Regions from separate parts of the Mus musculus genome. Here regions 2 and 3 are each linked to region 1. A link is a loop called in an ENCODE intact Hi-C map of the cell type or tissue named here. Cell type or tissue: gastrocnemius. All regions are shown on one strand. Links, peaks and the distances in the headings refer to the core of each region. The heading gives the core; the rest is flanking DNA. Region 1 overlaps Fbxw11 (F-box and WD-40 domain protein 11). Region 2 holds the start of Stk10 (serine/threonine kinase 10). Region 3 overlaps Stk10 (serine/threonine kinase 10).

What was found. Hi-C counts contacts between places; a loop is a spot of excess contacts. Peaks named below come from ENCODE experiments on the same cell type or tissue, not always from the same donor. Only the 100,000 strongest peaks of a DNase experiment are listed, where the experiment ranks them.
Region 2: it touches region 1 in a loop (2.5-fold over the local background); 8 of 42 quality-filtered maps call a loop at or near these places.
Region 3: a loop joins it to region 1, with 7 times the contacts of the local background. A loop is called at or near these places in 34 of 42 quality-filtered maps.

Annotation. Positions count from the first base shown.
Region 1 is chr11:32,705,978-32,713,020 of GRCm38, reverse strand. It overlaps Fbxw11 (F-box and WD-40 domain protein 11), which reads right to left. Exons shown (of 13, transcript NM_001271347.1): 3 at 1,024-1,249. Among named protein-coding and RNA genes, the nearest start is that of Fbxw11, 67 kb to the right of the region's middle. In gastrocnemius, for the core only: a CTCF peak has its summit at 3,242 (motif pointing right); a DNase peak (open chromatin) is centred at 3,246; H3K27ac peaks cover 2,105 bases.
Region 2 is chr11:32,528,207-32,535,249 of GRCm38, reverse strand. Stk10 (serine/threonine kinase 10) reads right to left here and starts at 1,984. Exons shown (of 19, transcript NM_009288.2): 1 at 1,691-1,984. The coding sequence starts at 1,846. It also overlaps a transcript of Efcab9 not described here. In gastrocnemius, for the core only: a CTCF peak has its summit at 4,906 (motif pointing left); a DNase peak (open chromatin) is centred at 2,051; H3K4me3 peaks cover 1,524 bases; H3K27ac peaks cover 1,239 bases.
Region 3 is chr11:32,622,888-32,629,930 of GRCm38, reverse strand. Stk10 (serine/threonine kinase 10) reads right to left here. Exons shown (of 19, transcript NM_009288.2): 19 at 5,336-7,043. Among named protein-coding and RNA genes, the nearest start is that of Fbxw11, 16 kb to the left of the region's middle. In gastrocnemius, for the core only: a CTCF peak has its summit at 4,074 (motif pointing left); DNase peaks (open chromatin) are centred at 1,884, 4,045 and 5,811; H3K27ac peaks cover 380 bases.

The sequences.
Region 1 (7,043 bases), core at 1,341-6,340:
GCTGTGCTGTGGGAGGCATGGGCACAGGTAGGAGCATAAGAGTTCTCTGTACTTTTTTTTTCTTAAAGACTTTGCTCAGGACTAAAACTGTCATAAATACAAGTAACACTTAATCAGAAAACTACCCATAAGTGCACATGCATGAGAGAGGATGGAGGGGCTTCACTAAGGAGTAGACAAAGCAGTGTCAACAAACGTTAACAGGCTGGAGAGATGGCCTAGAGGTTAAGAGCACTTGCTGCTCTTGAAAAGGACCCAGGTTGATTCCCAGCCACAGCGGCTCATAGCCACCTCTAATTCCAGTTCCAGAGTACCCAACACTCTTGTGACCTCCATGGGCACACAGATATACATGCAGACACTCATACGTAAAATAAATAAATTGAAACAAAAAAAGAAAGGAAAAAAAAAAACATTAACAAAGACACATTACCAGTTTCCTCGGTTTCTTGGCCATTGCCTAAGTATCACTTCAGACAAGGGGACAATCTCAACTCTTTGAGGCTTGCCAAGATTCAGACTTAAGGAAAAGTAGACGTGTGTGTGTGTGCGCGCGTGCGCACATGTGTGCACATGTATTTTGTATGTCCTCTGGCTGGCCTCAAAATAATCCCCCCATTTTAACCTAACAAGTTTTGGGAGAACAGGCATGAGTTGCCATGCCTCGCTCCATACATTCTTAAAATTACATGTAAAATACAGATTGTCTACATACCAAAATTAAATAGTGTATCTTTAAAAACAGAAAAGCAACTAAATAAAGCAACAGCATTGACTAATACGCAGCAAGATCAATCACAAAAGTGGCCTTTGTTTCCTAAAAATTCATCTACTCTATCTTACTACATGGCACTTGAGGAAGGATTAAAATCTAACTACAAATACAGTGGCTGTCCAGAAATGGCAACTCACAGTGTACACACTCATTCTGCCATTCACTTCACAGAGCACACTTGGCACTGCCAGCACTGAGGGCTAGGCACCACACACTGCCCATCAACCGTGAGAAGTGCAGTTACCTACCTGGTAAAGCAGTGATAAAGTCCCGCTGCAACATGGGCTTCAGGTAAGAGTTAATATGTCCATGCTGATAATGACACATCCGTGAGATAAGATGCTCCACAAATTCCACCTGATCTGATTCAGACCACTGGTCAAAGTACTTAATGCACAAGTCCTTTTCTTTCTGGTAGTTCCCCTCTGACGGCCTCTTTCTGGAGACAATCACAGATGACGTTCCATTACTGATCTGTTTTGGAAAAACAAAGAAACAATAATTAGCTAGAAAGGCATGTAATCAATTTCATTAGAAATTTCTTTTGTCCTATGGATTTAGCCTCAAAATACCAATTTGAACCTAAGTCAAATTAAGCTCTTTTGTTCATCCATTTATCACACAATTAAAATGCATTGAGGGCCCATAGCCTCAAATTAACAACCATAGTAATTACTGAAGTTGCAGCTGTTTGTAAAGATGACCGGTGCCTTAGCTCACTATTCCCCATTGCGTACCATACCACCTCTCCAGCATTAGAAAACTCATTTGGAGATGATCATCTTAGAGGCACTAAATGCCCAATTTGATAAGCCAGCATCTAGTTGGCTAGTAGTAATCTGTCTCCACGTCCTCAAAATTAAAAGTTAATGTCTCTCTTATATTCAAGATATTTCCGGAGGTAGGGTATAGGGAACTTTCGGGATAGCATTTGAAATGTAAATAAAGAAAATATCTAATAAAAAAAAAAAAAAGAAAAGAAAAAAGGAGGAAAAAAAAAAGATATTTCCAAGACATCAGGCCTGAAACCATGGACCCAAACACTACATACATATTTCTGCCTTTACATACATATATACATACATACATACATACATACCAATGATAAAGCAGGGCTTATAAATTATGCATAGCAAAAATATTGACAATAACAAAATACTTAAAACAATATAGTACAATATGTACATATGTTCTCCCTACCTACACTTGTGAAATTTTTCATTTAGTGTGTTTAGACTGCAGCTGACCATAGGCACCAAGAGCAATCAAAACCAGAGCAGGGTTGGTTCACACACCTGAGCAAGCGCTGGAGTAGCTGAGTGCCTGGTAACACAGATTCGAGCTCCATCTGTCTGGATGAGAGCCTCAGAATCTGTATTTTAAGTTTCCAAGTGCTGCTGAGTCTGCTAGACCAGACTGCATTTTAAGGGATCATACTGAGACACCCCCTCCCCCCCATCTAAATAGAGGAGAAGCCTAAAAGTAAATCCATCTATAAAGCTTCATTTTCTCCTAATAGTTTTTTGTTTTGTTTTGTTTTGTTTTTCGAGACAGGGTTTCTCTGTGTAGCCCTGGCTGTCCTGGAACTCACTTTGTAGACCAGGCTGGCCTCGAACTCAGAGATCTGCCTGCCTCTGCTTCCCAAGTGCTGGGATTAAAGGCGTGTGCCACCACGCCCGGCTATTCTCCTAATAGTTTTGACCCTTCCATATTACTTCAGATGGTTAGTAACTGCTGGCCAAACAACAGAAGACAATGTCCAGACATATCTGCATACTCACAACCATGTACCCATATACTCCCCCATCACCATAACAATAACAGTCTACATCCCTAGATTCAAAGCCACAACCACTATAATGCTATTTAAAAGCCACATCAGGTCTTTGGTTTGGTTTGGTTTTTCGAGACGAGGTGTCTGGCCCTGGCTGTCCTGGAGCTCACTCTGTAGACCAGGCTGGTCAGAGATACACCTGCCTCTGCCTCCTGAGTGTTGGAATTAAAGGTGTGTGCCATCACCTAGCCACATCAGTGTTTTGTCATACCACTGCCAAGCCATCTGTCCTCTGATAGCCTATGTGCATACACTAACAGAAAGTAAGACCCTAGAGGATTTTCAGACCTGAAGAGGTGAATTACAAATGTCCATTACTTCCATTAGAAACTTGTTCCCAACATCTTACAAGGAATGAAGAGCTCTTGTTAATAGTATGCTCTCATATTAAACTAGACCACACACACACACACACACACACACGAGAACCTCTGTAAACTTCAAAGGAAACTTCTGACCTTCCTTGACAAAAATAATTTCAGTTTCACATCTCAAGTATGCTTTTATTTCTACATTTACAGCAAGGTCAGAAAGCACTCATCTTCTACTTAATTTATATTAACCATCCATTTCCACATCTCCATGTCATCCCCAATTCCCGGAATGAGGGATAATTTAATTGGCCTCTGTTACCACCAGAGGGCAGCATTGAACAGGCATTCTAAAAGTTCTGTTTGTTGGAAGACTCCTCATCTACTTGCCTCAATAGAAGAACTTAAGACAAAGTAAAAACTCATTGCTATGATAAATATCAGCAAATATAAAGGGAGATATATAAGGGGATCTTACATAAGATATCAAGTATAAAAGGATAAACATAAAAGGAGATCTCAATGCTATTTTAAGCATAACAGTATCACAACATTGTAACAGGAAAATATAAGTGTCTAATTACAAGCATTGGTAATGCAAATCACAACTTATCTTTCTGCACAGCAACACTGCAGTGTAGCTGTTGCGGTCCAGCTTTAAATACAGTGAGGCTGGACTAACCACTGACAGCTTTGAAAATAATGGGAAGGAGCAAAGGCGAGATATGCAGGGTTTTATGGTGGTGTGAGCACAATAACCAGGACAGAATGAGGCTGCACACGGCAACGCCAACTGTGGAGTCTCAAAGACCCCATGTGCTCGGCCTCTCTTACTCCACCCCTACTGACAATTCCCCAGAACCTCTGCGGTCACAACAGGTTAAACAGAATGATGGTGACAGCCTACACCTGTGCCCCGCTTTCTAGATCACAGTATTCCCACATCCACTTTCTCATTTACCATCTAGTTTCCACTGAGTAACCAACCAATGAGGAGATGAACAGATGAAGGAACCTGGGTGCTAAGGCGCTGGGAGCCACAGTAAACTAAAGGTCACAGTGAAGAGCAGTACAGCAAAGCGGTGCAGAAGGTCGCGCATGTTCCTCTTACACATACATAATGTTCAAAAAGACAAACAGGCACTTGTGTGCTTAGGAGTGCATTTCCAGCTACTATCCCAGACCCCGTGGCCCAGACAAACCCTGCAGCCTTGCTGCCATTATTTCACCTTGGTCCACGTCATCTTACACTTGCTGGGCGTGCACTATTCTAGCTAACTAACCTACTTTATAGTTTTCAAATGTGCCCAGGTCACTTTTTTTTCCTTTATATATACTGTGCCTTTACTCATGTCCTCACAAAGGAAAAAAATGCTCACCAGCATGCTTAGTGAAAACACTAAACCATGAAGGTCTGTGTGCTCCCCAGACACCCACCACAAAGCTGGGGAGATTGGGCAGGAAAGTGAGAGAGCCAGGAAAGGAGACTGATCTGAAAGGAGACAGACCCTCATAGGGAGAGCAGGGAGGAGGGTGGGCTGCAGACAGAGAAAAACAGCAGTCTACACTTGGCTCTAAGCCTCCACCATCCCCGTGATGGAGGATTTCCACACAGTCTATCTTAGGCCACGAAGTTGGTATTTCAGGATACTGCCTTTTTGGAATCTTCCAGAAAACTCCAAAGTGCTTTACTAGCAGTAAGGATACTCCCCAGAGGGAACGGTGGACAAGCAGGGTGGCTTCTGAATCTGGCAACCCTATACAAAACAGAGGCTGGGTTCTGCTCTCGGTGAGGACATAAGGAAAGGCAGAGCTTTATCTACAGTCATCTGCTAGCTTATCATGCCTACCTGCCAAAGAGCACTTTTCTTTGGGGACTCATCTTCATTTTGATCTTCCATAACTGAAGTGTTCTAAAGGGGGAAAAACAAGTTATTTGAATTATGCCAAGTTCTGCAAAACCTAAATGACTACAAGACATAAACTTTGAGATCCCAAACTAGAGTTTAGGGATACAAACCCAAGAACTCTGGCTTGTTGCTCACACACACCATGCTGGGTCAGGAAGCTATCCTCCTAAATCAATAGTAAGCATACAGTCTTCACTTACAGAGCCTGGGCATGAAGCTTGTGGGGTAACCTTCATCATCACTGCTGTTCTATGGCTTGTGGCAGAAACTCAGAGACTCACAAGTTCCCAATAGTTGCACACAATGTCTCCTAGAACGTCTGCTGTTCAGTAATGCATCCCACCCACCAGCAATTAAAGAGACAAGGCCTCCCTCCCACTTGCTCCATAGCTGATCTGGGGAATGGCCTTGCCTTGCCATCTCCCCCAGCAAGAGTAGATGACTGCCCCAATTTTCTCCCTCAAGAAGAGGATGCTGTTGGTCACTAACAGTCTGACTTGCCTTTGGAACACATTTTCTTTTCTTTTTTGTGTTTACTACACAAAGAAGTACTGTGTAATTATCCCTTTGGTAACCTAGAGGCTCAACAGATGCCCATTAACTGGAGATTATACATGACTGGGTTTTCCCTTTTTGAAGCTGCTACCTAACAGCTAAATGGAGCCTTAATGAGAAGGGGAAGTGGGTGGGCAGTGCTCGGAAAGGAGCGACAGACACCTCACTGGCAGCCAGGCTGCTCTAAGGTTCCATCCCAAACCTAGAACTCTTTTTTTTGGGGGGGGGGTGGTTGGGGGAAGGTAGGGGAGAGAGGGTTTCTCTGTGTATCCCTGGCTGTCCTGGAACTCACTTTGTAGACCAGGCTGGTCTCAAACTCAGAAATCCGCCTGCCCCTGCCTCCCGATGGGATCAAAGGTGTCCGCCACCACCACCCAGCCCCAGAACTCTTAAGATGGAACACAAAACTTAAACTCCAACATCTGCTCTGCAGTGTTTTTGGAAGGTCCATTACGGCTCTATTAAAATTACCAAGGGAGCCAGGCAGTGATGGCACACCTTTCTTTAATCCCAGCACTCAGGAGGCAGAGGCAGGCAGAGTTCTAGGCCTGCCTGGTCTACAGAGTGAGTTCCAGGACAGCCAGGGCTGCACAGAGATACCCTGTCTCGAAAAACTAAAGGAAAAAAAATTTCCAAGGGGATCTCTGTTTACATCTTCAGGAATAACCTTTCTCAAACTGCCCACTTTTCCTTTATCCTTTAAGTTCTAAAATGTTTGGACTCAACCCAGAGTACTTCCCAACAGAGCAATGGACAATCTGCAACAGTTGACACGAGTCAGCACTGAATATGAGTCACTGCTGTCTATGTCAATGACACACAATAGGCGAACCAAACCGAGACACTGGAATCTTAACTTGGTCACTCATTGTGGGACCTTAGGCAAATGAAATCACTCATCAAATGGTGGGCCACAGGGTGTGGTGAGATCAAAGAAGCCCTTCTTCCCTACTTTGAGGACACTACTTCCAAGGTTTCCTTTGCACATGTTTACAACGTCACTGTCCTGGGCAGAGCAGAATGGCTGTGGAGGGAAATTCTTCCTTAATAAAATCTTAAAAGTCCCAGAATGTCAAGGCCAGTGACAGAGGACAGGAGAAAGGGGGTGTGGGGAACAAGCACTATGTCCTAGTGCTCAAAACCAAGGGCAGCAGTGGGCAGTCCTGAAGCAGAAGACAGGAGAAGTGAACACAGATCTACTGCATCTATGATCTGCTGGAGCACATGAAAGGGCCAGTACTGTAGCTCCAAAGCTGTTGGATCTCCATGACGCGGGGCAACAACAGGACATCTGAGAGAAGTCCTGGTGAGGTTCCAGTATTGATGGTGTAGAAGAAGCCAGAGGCCTTAAACCAGACCAATGACTCACTGCAATGAACATTTGCAAGCAAAGATGTATGCATAAAAGGCTACACTGTGCGACACTGTGACACACTACAGCTTCCATGACAAGATGGGGTTTTTTGTTTGGTTTGTTTGGGTTTGAGTTTTGTTTATTGTCTTTTGGGTGGAGGTTGCAAGGGCAACGGGAAGATATGAAGGACGACAAATGGGATTGGTGGTACATGATGTGACATGCATAAAGAATCAATAAAAAAGTTAAATAAAAAGAATGGCAAGGAGACAGAAGCAGGCCTGGCCACACAAGGAGAGCACGG
Region 2 (7,043 bases), core at 2,012-7,011, 180 kb after region 1:
GTACACAAGAAGGTGACTCAAAGTCCCTAAGAGAGAAAAAAAAAATTATGGAGAGCCAAGAGCATGCACGGACGGAAAAATGGCTGAACATTAGAGACGGTGAGTCAGGCTGGGGGCTCTCACGGCGGTCAAGGCACCTCTGCAGGAGCAGGCAGCATCAGAGAGAGCTGACTGAGAGAGAGGCTGGGGACCATTTCCTGACATCACTAGAATGCAGCAGAGGAGCAAGGCCTGGAGGACCGATGAAAGGGTAGACTGGCCCGGTAGCCCTCAAATATGGAGAAACCCCTCAGCCAAAGTGTTCCATTCAGTTGGAAGGCCAGGTGACCTCTGCTTGACTCTCCCACTGGGGAACTTTGCCCTAGTGGGGGTTCCTCAGCCCTCCCACAGGAAGTACAACTCAGAGAGGAGGTCTCCAAGGGTCTGACTGGCCTCCAAACTGCTACTGCTCCAAGCTGCTGGAGCACTATAATCTGAGTGCTGAGTGGGGCCCGAGTCTTAAGCTTCTTTCTGTTTGCTTTGGTTTTCTGTTTGTGTCACCCTGAGTCAGGGTTTTTTTCTGTGTGGCCCTGGCTGTCCTGGACTCACTCTGTAGATTAGGCTAGCCTCAGACTCAGATCTGCCTGCCTCTGCAGGAATTGAAGGTGTGCACCACCACGCCCAGCTGAGAGTCTTAGTTCCTTACAAGCTTCCCAAGGATGCTATAGCATCTTTCCTAGGGAGCACACTTCTGGGGCGAGAAGCAGACCAACGCTAGCATATCAATTTCAAGTCAAAGGGAGCATGGCCCGACTTGGGGAACTGGAAAAGCCCTTTCTGGGGTCCAGCATCCTGAAAGGGTCAGTGAGGCCTCTAACTACCAAAGCCCCAAGGACAATGACATATGGCTTTGGAGGGCAGCTAAGACAGCTGAACTATGGGAGTCTCCCAATAAAAGTAGGGGATGCTATGCTGTAGTGGCCAAACCTACAGTCCAAGCTACTCCAGAGACTGAGGCAAGTAGATCTGGGAGACCAGCCTGAGCAGCCTGGTTGGGGAAGCCGGGGGAGGGGGAGGGTGTTGAGGAGGAGGAAATGAGAAAGGGTGGAGTCAAGATGAGTTAGGTACTTTGAACAACAACCCAGGCACTCAGAATTGGCTCAGAGGACCAAACCCCAGGAGCTGTCCGTCTGCACACGTGTCTATATGGAATCATCTATGCCCCACCCACTCCTCCTCAGCCTGTCTTCCTCCAGGGGAGAGGTAACTGCAGACAGGGAGCCTCTGGTGACTCAGGCGACTAGAAGCCAAATCTGTGCCCTGCAGCTGCATTCACAGGACCCTGTCCTCGCTTTCCGTTGAGCCTTCTAATCCCAAGCCTGTCCTCACTTACTCCAGGGCCCTTCTGACCTCCCCAGTACCGATCGTAGGCTCATCTTCAGAAGTGTCCTCAACTCCCAACCCTTGCAGGCACAGCCCAGAGCCTGAATATTCCCACAACATCGGTATAGTCCCTCTTTAAAAGATGTGTCCCTATCACCGTGATCCTGGGGATGCCTCCGGTAGCCCCCTGGGATGCCTCGATCCTACAAACGTCCCTTTGTGCCCTGTACAGGGCACACAGGAAGTGCTCAGAAGCAGCTGTGCGGGGGGTGGGAGTGGGGGTCAGGGGCTCGCAGGACCTGGTAGGCTCAGCAATCGGAACTCTCACCTTGTAGACTTTGCCGAAGGCGCCGTCTCCCAGCTCGCCCACGATCTCCCATACATCGTTGGGGTCCAGGTCCCGGCGGACGTGCTCATATTCACGGGACTTTCTCTTCTCGAAGGTGGATAACCGCAAGATGCGGCGGAAATTGGCGAAAGCCATGCTGGATGAGGAGCGCGACGACAGGACCCGCGGCTTCGGAGAGCCGCCCTCCTCGCAGCGCAGCACCCGCCGAGTGCGCCAGCGGCCACAGGGAGCTGCAGGAACCGCGGCCCGCCCGCCCCGCCCCGCCCCCTCCTAGACCCGCCTGCAGGACGCCCGGCACCCGCGCGCGCGCCTGTCCCCGCCGGCTCCACCTGCTCTGCGGCGCCCCGAGACCCCTCAATTGGCTGCGGGAGCTCGCGGCTCCGCCCGCGCCGCGGGGCACTCTGGAGACTGTAGTCCGCCGGGTGGCCGGCCCCTGGGCCCGCTGCGCCTCCCGGAACCCCAAACCTCCGGGGTTCAGCTGGTGTCTTTCAACCGCCGTCGGTGCCGAGTGGGTGCATCAGCGCACAGAACTCTCCCGCTGAGGCTTGGTTCGCCAGCTTCCCGCGCGAGATGCCCGCACCCCTCGCCCCGGGACTCACCCCAGTCCTCGGTGCTCTTTGCCTCAAAGTTCACGCGGTCCCAGGTGGCTTTCGCCACACTTCCTAGGCAGGTCTCGTGCTGCCTCTGAGCCCCGCAGAAAGCAGAGCCCCGCGCTTACGCCCATCCGGACTTTCCCCGCCTCCGCCAGCCACAAACGGCCGGGACGCTGGACATGAAACGAGAGTCCCTTTAGGACCTTTAGGCTTCATGGTAGGTTAGCAAATATATTCCTTATTAAGTAAAACTTTCTAGTTATTTTGCGAATTAAAAAGCCCCATTAGAGATAAAAGCGGAGTCATCTCTGGGATGGTGCTCCTATATCCTGGTCCTCATCCCTCTCTACCTTGGCTGCGGGCGTCCCGCATCTTGCACAGCGTCTTTGCTTGGTATCAGAACGTGGGTTCTAGTGATTGTGCTGGGGGCTGGGCAGCTGCAGAATCTATGCTGGAGACCCTCCCATCCTGAACAAGAGTGTCTCACACTCGGGCACTCTTAACTCGAGAAAGCGTTTTAATTGTTGGTCCCCTTCGTCCGGACTCTTCGAAAATATCCCTAGAGTCTCGCGCCAAATGCTGTTCCCCCATTCGAAAAGCCGGCTGGAGAGTGAATACTAGGCGCGGAGAGGGTTGTGTGTGCTAAGGACGTCCGGAATAAAAGTTGCTCCAGTTCCAATTGTTCCCACCACAAAATGAGTGCGGGGAAAATTTATAATTAAAAGAAGAAAATGTCATGCAAAACTGTTCTTGTTGAGTCAGCCTGTGGACCAGCCAAAGTGTACATCTGTCACTCGGTTGAGCGGGACCTGCTGAAGTCTGTGCAGCTATACCGGGTGGACAGAGGGTCAGAATGCGCTAACCATTTCCAGGAGTTCCAAAAGAAAACAAAGTAAGGATAAAAATGGAAAGGTCCGTTAAAAATGTCCTGCTACATGAAAGAAGCCAGACCCAAAGATCGCACGAGGTATGACTGCATTTTTATGACCGGTCCAGAAAAGGCAACGCTGTGGAGTTGCTCCCAGACACGGGGACTGACTGGAAAGAGCCATGAGGAATCTCACTCTGGTGGTGAAAATGCTGGGTCTCAGTGGCAGGGGGTGGGGGTGGGGGCGTAAAGGGACAGTTCCACAACTCCGGAAACTTGCCCCAAATCACGAGTGACTTTTGTTTTGTAAGGTGTTTGGGTGGGGGGCGTGTAACTTATGTAGCTGGAGTTAAAAGGAGGCTCAACAGAACCAAAGCTGCTTTGAAACTTCTGTTAAATCGGGGTTTCTTTCCTCAACTGTCTCTGGCTACAGAGCCTCACACTAATCTAGTGAATGAAGGGCTGTGCCTTCCCCCCACCCTACTTTCTGGAACAACTTAAAATAGAAATTAGTAAGATCAAGCTGGGCATGGTGGCGCATGCCTTTAATCCCAGCATTTGGGAGGCAGAGGCAGGCGGATTTCTGAGTTTGAGGCCAGCCTGGTCTACAAAGTGAGTTCCAGGACAGCCAGAACTACACAGAGAAACCCTGCCTCAAAACAAAACAAAACAAAACAAAAAACCAAAAAACCACCACCAACAACAACAACAACAAAAAAAAACACCACCACCACCAAAAAAGAGTAAGATCGATAAATAGTGCCTTTGATGTGTTTATCTCAATGAAAGAGTCTAAGTTTGCAGTTTTATTACAGCCTTTCAGTGTCTTTGAGATGCTGACCACTTTTTTGTGTTATTGGATTTGGCAGGAGTGGAAGGGGAGCGATATTTTGTTTGAGACAGGGTTACTCTATGTAGTCCTGGCTGTCCTGTTACTTGAGGCTGGCCTCACAGAACTCCTCCTGCCCCTGCCTCCCTAATGCTGGGAATTAAAGGTCAAATTGGGGCCCTACAGCATCTTCCTACCATTCTGTTCTTTCCTTGGCCATTAAAAAACAATAAATTTCCTGTCTTTTTGCATCTAGGAATTTTATTGTTTATTTCTGTGTGAGTGTGTGTGTTTTTTCCAGTGTATGGGTTCACATGTTGAGGTCTGAGGACCACTTACAGAAATTGGTTCATTCCTGCCACCATGTGGGTCCTCAGGATTAACTCAGAATTATTAACTCAGACCTCCAGGCTCTGCTGAGCCACCTCACTTTTTAAACATGTTATCTTTGTGTACTATTGATGTGATCTGGGCTGCTTTTATGTTTATATGAGTATGGTGTTTCCCTGCTACTGAGGGTTGAGCCCAGGTTCTTGTACAGAGGAAACATGCTCTGTGATGGAACTACACCCCCAAGGTGAGCCAAAGTTTTTAACTTAAAAAAGTTTTTCCCCTCGCCTGGCGATGGTGGCGTATGCCTTTGATCCCAGCACTTGGGAGGCAGAGGCAGGCAGATTTCTGAGTTCAAGGCCAGCCTGGTCTACAAAGTGAATTCCAGGACAACCAGGGCTATACAGAGAAACCCTGTCTCGAACACCCCCCCCCCCCAAAAAAAAATCAACTTAAAGTGCTGGAGTGATGTCTCCTCAATGGTTGCTCTTCCAGAGGAAGATTCAATTCCCAGTACCCAGGTGGCAGTGCAAGGTCATCTGTCACTCCAGTTTCATGTGACCTGAAGCCCTCTTCTGACCTTCCAAGGCACTGCATGAGGGTAGTGCACAGAAATACATGCAAGCAAAAACACTTAAGGGGGGAAAATTCAATTTAGGGCAGGCATGGTGGCACATATCTTTGATCCCAGCATTCAGGAACCAGAGGCAAGTGACTCTCTGAGTTCAAGGCCAACCTGCCCTATATATCAACTTCCAGACCAGCCAGAGTTACATAGTGAAAGCCTGTCTCAAAAGAACACGAATCAAGTTCTTTGAGGTTTCATTTCTATCAGCAGGAATGTTCTCCCTTAAGATTCTCTGTTAGGGAGTTTTGCCAGGACTGGGTTGTCCCACAGTCAGGATAGAGAAACATCTCCATTGCCTCTCCAGGCAACTCCCATACCCTCTCCTTTCAAATTTATCTTTCCAGCGCTGGAGATTAATGCCAGACCCTTGCTCATGCTAGGCAAGTGCTCAGCCACGAACCACACAGTGGCTTGTGCTTAGCTTCTTTTAACTCAACACATTTCTGATATTCATCATGTTGAATGAATCCATGGCTCGCCCATATTCTACATTAATACACTGTCCATCAACCATTGAGGGACAGACAGCTGGGTTTGGGATTTATCCATTTGGTTATTATGAATAAAGCTGACATATGGAAATGATGGAGTTGAGGACATCTGACCTCAAAATTCGTCACTTTCTTGCCCTTCATTCAATGGGTCCCCATCTCCTTCCTCTATCTGAGCAAAGGCACAGAGATGCTAAGAATCAACTGAAATCCTTTCTGACCTCCTGCCACACTTTCCTACAGATGACTTTCCATTCTTCACCAAGCCTAAGGCCAAAGGATCTGTCTCACAAGACTACTTCACTCTTGGCACACACAAGTCATAAGTTCAGGGTGTTGTCTGGTGTTTTAACCAATCAGTAATAACATCAGAGGGCCCCATGATTTATAAGGTTAGATAGAACAGTGTGTATGCACACATCTATGTGTACATCTATGTGCATATGTATGCATACAGATAACCATATACAAAAGGAGTGTTGTGAGCTGGAGAAGGCCCACAGCCATGGTGCACACACCTGTGTATATACACTTTCACACCATAACCAATAAAGTTTTAAAACACAAAGTATAAGAAAAAGAAACCTACAAGTTTGAGAGATGAAATGGCTTATGAAGCATAATGGGTCCTGATTGAAATAGTCAGTCAGCTCTTTAGATGTCGGTCTCCCCCCCCCCATTTTTGTTGTTGTTCTCTCTCTCTCTCTCTTTTTTTTTTTTTTTTTTTTTTTTTTTTTTGCTTTTTCGAGACAGGGTTTCTCTGTATAGCCCTGGCTGTCCTGGAACTCACTTTGTAGACCAGGCTGGCTTCGAACTCAGAAATCCACCTGCCTCTGCCTCCTGAGTGCTGGGATTAAAGGCGTGAGCCACCACCACCTGGCTTGTTGTTGTTGCTTTCAAGAACAGGATTCTCTGTGTAGGATTCAAGAACAGGATTCCTGGCTGTCCCTGGAAATCAATTTGTAGGTTGGCCTTGAACTCACAAGGATCCTCCTGCCTCTGCTTCCTGAGTGCTGGGATTAAAGGCATATTCTATCATGCCAGTGCTCTTCAGAATTCTCAGAAACAGTTATGGACACTGAATGCTGATGTGGTTTTTAGGGTGTTAGAGATGACTACCTGCCGTGTGGGGTGATAACGGTGAAGACTCATGCTTTTTAGAATATGCACTCAAACATATGCCCAGAGGCTGTTTTGTTTGAAACTTGCTTCCAAATGACCCAGGAACCCTGATGGGTGGAATGAATGTCCATGAGCAGGGACTGTTCTGAACCGGTCACTGTTGACCTGAGTGACTGATGTACAAGAAGCTTGAGCTCCTAACCAGTTTGCCTCTGGACAGGCCTGAAACCATCCACTGTGAAAAAACAGAGGGAAATGCTGATATCGTTACGCAGGCATTCTGCATTGACTTCTGGCTCACTACACTTTGGCCTTTTGAAAATTCTTTCTTGAGGGCTGGAGAAATGGCTCAATGGTTAAGAGCACTGAATGTTCTTCAGAGCACTGACTGCTCTTCCAGAGGTCCCGAGTTTAATTTCCAGCAACCACATGGTAGTTCATAACCATCTGTAATGGGATCCCATGCCCTCT
Region 3 (7,043 bases), core at 1,136-6,135, 83 kb after region 1:
TTCCTCCTAAGGATTTTGTACTCTTTCGCCATCATCTTTGCCACTTCTTCTTCCTCTGCTGCTGAAACCCCAGGTCTGCTGTAGATCCACCAACAAGAGAATTGCAGTATTAGCCTTTGGATACCTGTCTCAGTACTCCCATCTGTGTTGAGGGAATCCCTCCTCTTTCCGGGCTGAATAGTATTCCAGTGTGTATCTAGACCCCCTTTCTTTCCCTACCCACCTGTCAGTGGGCATTTATGTCGGCTCCAGTTCTTCACTATTCCAAAAGGTGTTGTGATAAGTGCAAGGGTGTGAACATCTTTGACGAACTGTTGTCAACTCTTTTGGGTAAATACCAAAATGGAATTACTAGATGAAGATAGTCTTCTTAAAGCTGCAGAAGAAGGGCTGGTGAGATGGCTCAACAGATAAGAGCACCCGACTGTTCTTCTGAAGGTCCTGAGTTCAATTCCCAGCAACCACATGGTGGCTCACAACCATCCCTAACAAGATCTGGCGCCCTCTTCTGGAGTGTCTGAAGACAGCTACAGTGTACTTACATATAATAAATAAATAAATCTTTAAAAAAAAAAAAAAAAAAAAAAGCTGCAGAAGAAGCCTTTCTCGAGGCCACATCTTGCCTTACATTGGTGAGTGTCTGACCTGAGCCTATGTGTGTGTATGTGTGTGTGTGTTTTCTCTTCCAAACAAAACAAAACAAAACAAAACAAAACAAAAACCAATACTACTCAGCAACAATGAATTAACCTGTAGTCCTGAGCACGAGCCAGGGTGACTCTTTCCAGCCACAGCCAACTCTAACTTAACAGAAGGCATTTGTATGATATTCCTGCCACAGCATTTGGGTATAATGACACCCCACTTACCATCACTGAGAGTCCTGGCCAGTGTGCTCTGATTCCAAAACCTCACCCACCCAGAATCCATTTCTTAGAGATACCAGCTCCACGTGTCTTCAGTAGTCTTTGGAGAGCTTAGGTGCAGTAAGGGAACCCTCCCAAGGGAGTCTGGAAACTGAGCAGAAGCCAGAGAGGGAGGGGAAGGAAGAGAGGGGGCGGACTACAGGGATCCCCCCAGGGAGCTTAAGAGTATCAACCATGCCTTGGGGTTTGCTCTGACTTGTTGCAAGGGGACAGGTCCTTCATACTCCCACTCCACTGGGTCCCTGCCTAAGACCCATTTCAGTGTGGGTGGGTGTCAGGGTGGGTGGGTGTCAGTTCCCAGGCAGTTTTATCTTTTGGTGCCTGTGGGCAAAGAGACCTTGGTAACCCCCAGAGCAGCCTTTTGAAGGGAGTCTGGTGTGGACTGCTAAGACAAAAGCCACAAAAATGGGTAGGACAGACCACAAAAGGGGATCTGGACTGCAGTGAAGGTAGGTAGGTGGTTGGGGCTCAGTAATACGATTTCTGCACAAGGCTCTGGGTTCTGTCTCCGTACCATGAGTGGGGAGCCTGGGGGAGCAGCCACTACATGTTTTCTTCCGTTCCCTCCTTAACTGCCTCTCTCATCTCCAGGAGGGAGTCAGATGCACCCTAGTGAGTGGGGAGACTGTTATCCTGATGGGCAGGTACGCTGTGGTAACCAGTAGCCCCAACACCACCACAGCTTGAAGCCTGTCCTTTGATCATTTGATCAGGGCCTAATGTTCTGTGTAAGTCTCAGGGGGAACTGTTGGAAGAGCCACTGTCTTGTTCTTCACTGTCTTGAAACGTGGTCTCCTCCGAGGTTCCTTACCACAAAGGGAGAACCATATGTTTGCTCTACCGTGTCTCCACACAGGTGGGACAGTCACATGCCATTGGGCAGACTGACCACCTGTTCTGCCCAGTGACAGCGGGATCCAAGCCATAGGTTTAGTTGAGCATTGTCCAGCCACACTTTTCTAGAAGAAAGGGATAGAGGTGGGCAGCACTCTGGGCCTTCCACATGCTTGGACAGCGTCCCACCTCACACAGCTTCCTCACACAGAACAGGACAGTGTCCCACCTCACACAGCTTCCTCGCACAGAACAGGACAGCAGCCCACCTATGGCTGAGCTCGTCCCCAGCCTATGTTTTCCTTCCCCACTACAAGCTTTTCAGTATGATTCAAGCTTGAACTGGATGAGAAGAAGTTTCCAAATGGAAGGTAAAATCTGGCACCCAGATCGCTCTCATGGTTTATGACACTTGGTTCTTTTAAAATTGTTGGGTTTTAGCTATCTGCTGAAAATTTCAGGGCACCATGTGTTGCCCCAAACATTCAAACACACTGAGTTTGTGGGAGTCAGGCCCCTGCATTATCGAGACCCCCTATTGGTCGGCTTCTTTCCCCTCCTCTCCCTTCTGGTCCCATCTCTTATTTCTCCCTATCTCCTCCTCCCACCTTCCCCCAACTCCCCCCAACTCACGCCACCACCCCACCCCACCTCCGTTTCAAAGGACTTCAGGACTCCACCACAGAACGCCAGCCCAAACCCTAACCACTTCTGATCTCTCTGCAGTCTGAGTTAAGAAATGGCTGGATGGAGATCCTGTCCACTGTGCACTTGGCAGGGTCTGGGCTCCTCTCTCTGCACTTTTAGCCCTGAAGACCTGGCAAAAGCTCACCTCTGTTGCTTTTTCTAGGCTTGTGAACCCAGGCAGGGCAAACCACCCAATCCCCTCATGGGGACCCCATCCCAGCTTGAATCCTGGCCAGGCAGGCCTTCCCTATTGTGTGATCTGCTTATACCAGCAAGTAGAACTTCCAGTCACCAGTTCTATTTTCTTCTCGTTTTCTTTTTCTTTCTCTCTTTCTTTCTTTCTTTCTTTCTTTCTTTCTTTCTTTCTTTCTTTCTTTCTTTCTCTCTCTCTCTCTCTCTCTTTCTTTCTTTCCTTCTTTCTTTCTTTCTTTTTCCCTTCCCTTCCCTTCCCTTCCCTTCCCTTCCCTTCCCTTCCCTTCCCTTCCCTTCCCTTCCCTTCCTTCCTCTCTCTCTCTCTTTCTTGTTGTTGTTTTTTGTTTTTGTGAGACAGGGTTTCTCAGTGTAGCCCTGGCTGTCCCAGAACTCACTAGAGCAGGCTGGTCTAGAACACAGAGATCTCCCCGCCTCTGCCTGCCTAGTGTAGGGGTTAAAGGTGTGTGCCACCATCACCCTGCTTCCTCTTTTTCAACGTTAATTTTATTGTGTGTGTGTGTTGATATGTACACATATGTGTGAGCACCCACAGGGGCCAGAAGAAGGCTTTGGATCCACTGGAGCTACAGTAGGCAGTTGTGAGGTCCTTGCCTAGACTCTAAAGCTATCCTCAGTGCTGGGATTGGTTTGAACGACCTTTTCTGCCACCATTGGGCATAGAAGCTCTGTTTTGATGGTTGCTAGATGTCCTTGTTAACCAGACCTAATAGACACCATGGGTACAACAGAGCTATGTGGTGCCTCTGAGTGCAGCATCTAAGGCTCTGCTAATTGCCTCAAAATCGTGCAATCCTTCCTTTCCTTCTAAACTCTCAGTGCTGCATGGACTGTACAATGACTCCTCCGTCCATTTCAGCCTTTTCTTTCCCACTCTGCAGCTCTTAGGGAACGGCTGTTTTGGCCTGGCATCCTTGTTCGGCCCAACCTCTCTCTAGCCTTATGCTGATAAGCCATCTACTCTGGCCAGCCTTAGTGCATGTCATTCTGGAATAGACCTGTTTGCCCTCCGACACAGGGTGGCTCTCTTAGGGGGTGTTCTGAGTCCCCAGGCGGTGTCAGTCTGCACAGGTGCTGCTTTCCCACGTCTCTGTCTCCATTAGGGTGAGCATGCTGAAGACAGCATCCAGGAATCACTCATTCCAATGATGGTTGCTTTGAGAGGAGTCAATTAACATAGGATGATTTCATTTCCCAAGTCATCCTCATCTCCTAATGCCCTGGGGGTGGGAGGCTGCCAGTCTCCTGAATTCTTGGAAACTCACTTTTCTAGCTCTTAATGGCAATCATGCTGGCTGCCTGCTGATTTACATCCCCCAGACAGTAAGTACTCATCAGTGGAAGCTGCAGCCACACCAACAGCCTGAGTCCAGAGGCTGTGCAGCACCATGGCCATGGCCTGCCCTCTGCTGGTCACGAGACTTCCAGGGCAACAGCAGCAAGGTGCTAAGCAAAAGCAGACTGGTTTTGTTTTCTGTTCTGTGAAGTCCTTTGGTATTCCACAATGTCTATGAAGTCCTTCTCAAAGTAATATTTTTGAAACCTGTGACAATGAGGTTATTATGTTGATTACAAATGAAACTGACCATCAGGATAAATAGGTATCTTTAAAAAAAAATTTTTTTTAATTGTTTTTTTATTTTTGGTTTTTTCTTTTTTTCGTTTTTGTTTTTTGTTTTTCTGAGACAGGGCCTCTTTGTGTAGTCCTGGCTGTCTTAGAACTCACTCTGTAGACCAGGCTGGCCTTGAACTCAGAAATCTGCCTGCCTCTGCCTCCCAAGTGCTGGGATTAAAGGCATGTGCCACCACTGCCCGGCTACCAATGACTTCGGAAAACTGTAGCTACACAGTTAATAAGACATATGCATGGACACAACCAACTGGACCTAACAATGCAGGTTGAGTCACTATGATTTAAAAATGAGGAAAAAATGGTGTAGTGTGGAACGCCGTTGGTTTCCCTGGGTGACAGTTACAAGCCCCACTGATACCTCTGGGGTTGTTGCCACCTCCACTAAGAAGGAAAACACTCAATTTCAGGCAGGAAAACTAAAGACCACATCTTTTGACAAACAAATGCAGAGATACCCCCAATTCTACCCGTGGACCCCAGGGTAAGAACACAAGCAATGTTTTGAGAGGTACAGTCAGACAAATGTAAACTATATTTCTATTTGTCCCCCTAGAATCAGAGACAGAGCCCAGACCCATGTACAAGCTAGGGCATTCAACCACCATGTTAAGTCTGTCCTGGAAAATTCTTTTAAGATACAGCATTGATGGCAAGAAGTGGCAGCTGGAGAGAGGTGTGGTAGCACCATCAGGGGGACAAACTCCAGGGTTGAATTCCATGGGTGTCCCTCGGCCGTGTCCTGAGATTTGGGCTCTGCGCAAAATCTACTTTCTTATCAGAGTTATGGAAAAAATTCAGTCCATTAACATACAAAATCTGGGGGTGTTTGTTAACCAATGTTTGTCTTTGAATCGGAATGATATTAAATGGCCAGAGAGAATATGGTCTCTTTCCTCTCTCTTTGGGGTTCCATCAGAAACCCCAGAGTCTGACCTGCTGCCTGATGGAGGAGGCTCTCACATACTCAGAGGATAAGCCCTTCCTTGCTGAGCAAGCACAGGAGGCCCACCTATCTTCTCTTTCCAACCAGAAAGAACAACAGTGCTTGCAAATCACCTTATTACTTTATTAGAAGCATATTTACATTCTTTTTTTGTTTGCAGAGAACAGTTTACAAATATCCACGGTGCTTGGAAATGCATACACGTTATTTCCATCCTTCATGAAGGGAAATATAAGTTAGTTATATTTACTGCGCTAAAAACACTTCTGCCTGTTCCTATACAGAAAAGATTAGCACAGGGCATGAGGAATACTGCGTGGGCCCTTGGTGGTGGCAGGCATTGCACTTACGCTATAATTATGAGGCTGGAAGACTAGGCTAGACCCCACTCCAAAAGGCACAGCAGAGCTACCAGGGCTCAGGTGGTACTAAGTGCAGATTCAACAAAGGACTGGAACATTACGAATGATGTCAGGGAGCGGTCAAAGACTGTTATATGAACCACAAAACTAGCATTTTGCCTAATAGCCACTGTCAAGTCCCCTGAAAGCAAGTATCCCTGCCCGGCCTCCTGTGGCGTGGCCTGGCCCATCTGCCCTCTGAGTCAACTCCTTGATGTGAGGCCTGAAAGCAAGCGAAGGCTCACTCGCTCCCCTGAGAACTATGGCCTTCCTGGGGTTCTGTGAGCTTCTTTACTGCACACTAGATCTGGGAGTCCCAAGACCTGTTTTCCTATTTTTTTTCTAGCCCACTCCCTCCCAAGCACCCAGTTTTCATTTGAGGAAACTTTTTAGAAAGTTGCTTCAGCATCGGGCAGTGACAGAGAAATACTGCTAAGGTCTCAGCCACTCGCCAGACTCAACCGCCTGGGTCCCCCCTCCCCCACCCCACCCCATTGTCCCTGGGAAGGGGCTTTTTAAAAAGAGGGTGTCTGAGGCAGCCAGCCATTTGCCTGTACTGTAACTGAGCACTTAGGCTGCTTTTCTTCTATGGGGCTCAGCCTCTTGGGAGGCTACCTGAGCAGCCCGAAGGCCCAGTCATGGAGGCTCCACATTTCCCTGAGCGCAGCATGTTCCTGAGGGTGGGGAACAGTTCTTCCTGAACAGAGAAGTCCAAAGCTTAGTGGAAATGTACAGTGGGACTCCAGTACAGGACTAGGGCAGAAGTCAAAAGCCTTCCTGGGTACCTGCAGACAAGCGGGCAAGGGTGAGATTGGCACGTGCTAGGCAGCAGAAGTCAAGTGTGGAGGGGGGTGTACCCCTGAACACGGGATCCTGTGTGCAGCCAAATGAGTTGCAGGCTGGCAGTACAGCCTGTGCCTTCTCTGGGTTCTGGCGCCAGCACTCAGCATGGCCCCACCAGCTGCTCCACCTGACATGCTCAGTGGCCCTGGATCAGGCTCAGGAGGCAAGCAAGCAGGTTCCAATGCATTGGTCCTAGGAGGTCACAGCAGAGGCAGCCTGGGTGGTGTCAGGGGGGCCAAGTTATGTATTTGCAGTGTGTGTGTGTGTGTGTGTGTGTGTGTGTGTGTGTGTGTGTGTGTGTGTGTGTATTGCATGTCTCACAGGGAGAGGAAAATAAGATGGGATACAATGTCAGAATCAGCAGAACAGGCATCTCTGGCATCCTTCTCCACGCTCCCTACCCCGACATACACAAAGCAAAGTCAGCTATGTGAAACAAGGGAATGGGGACACCCGGGAGCTGGCTGCTGAGAACCCAAGTGGCTCTTAGGGATGTTTCCCGACACTGTGAGGAATTACTGAAGGCAAACAAACAAACAGACAAACAAACAAAAAACCCACAAGGA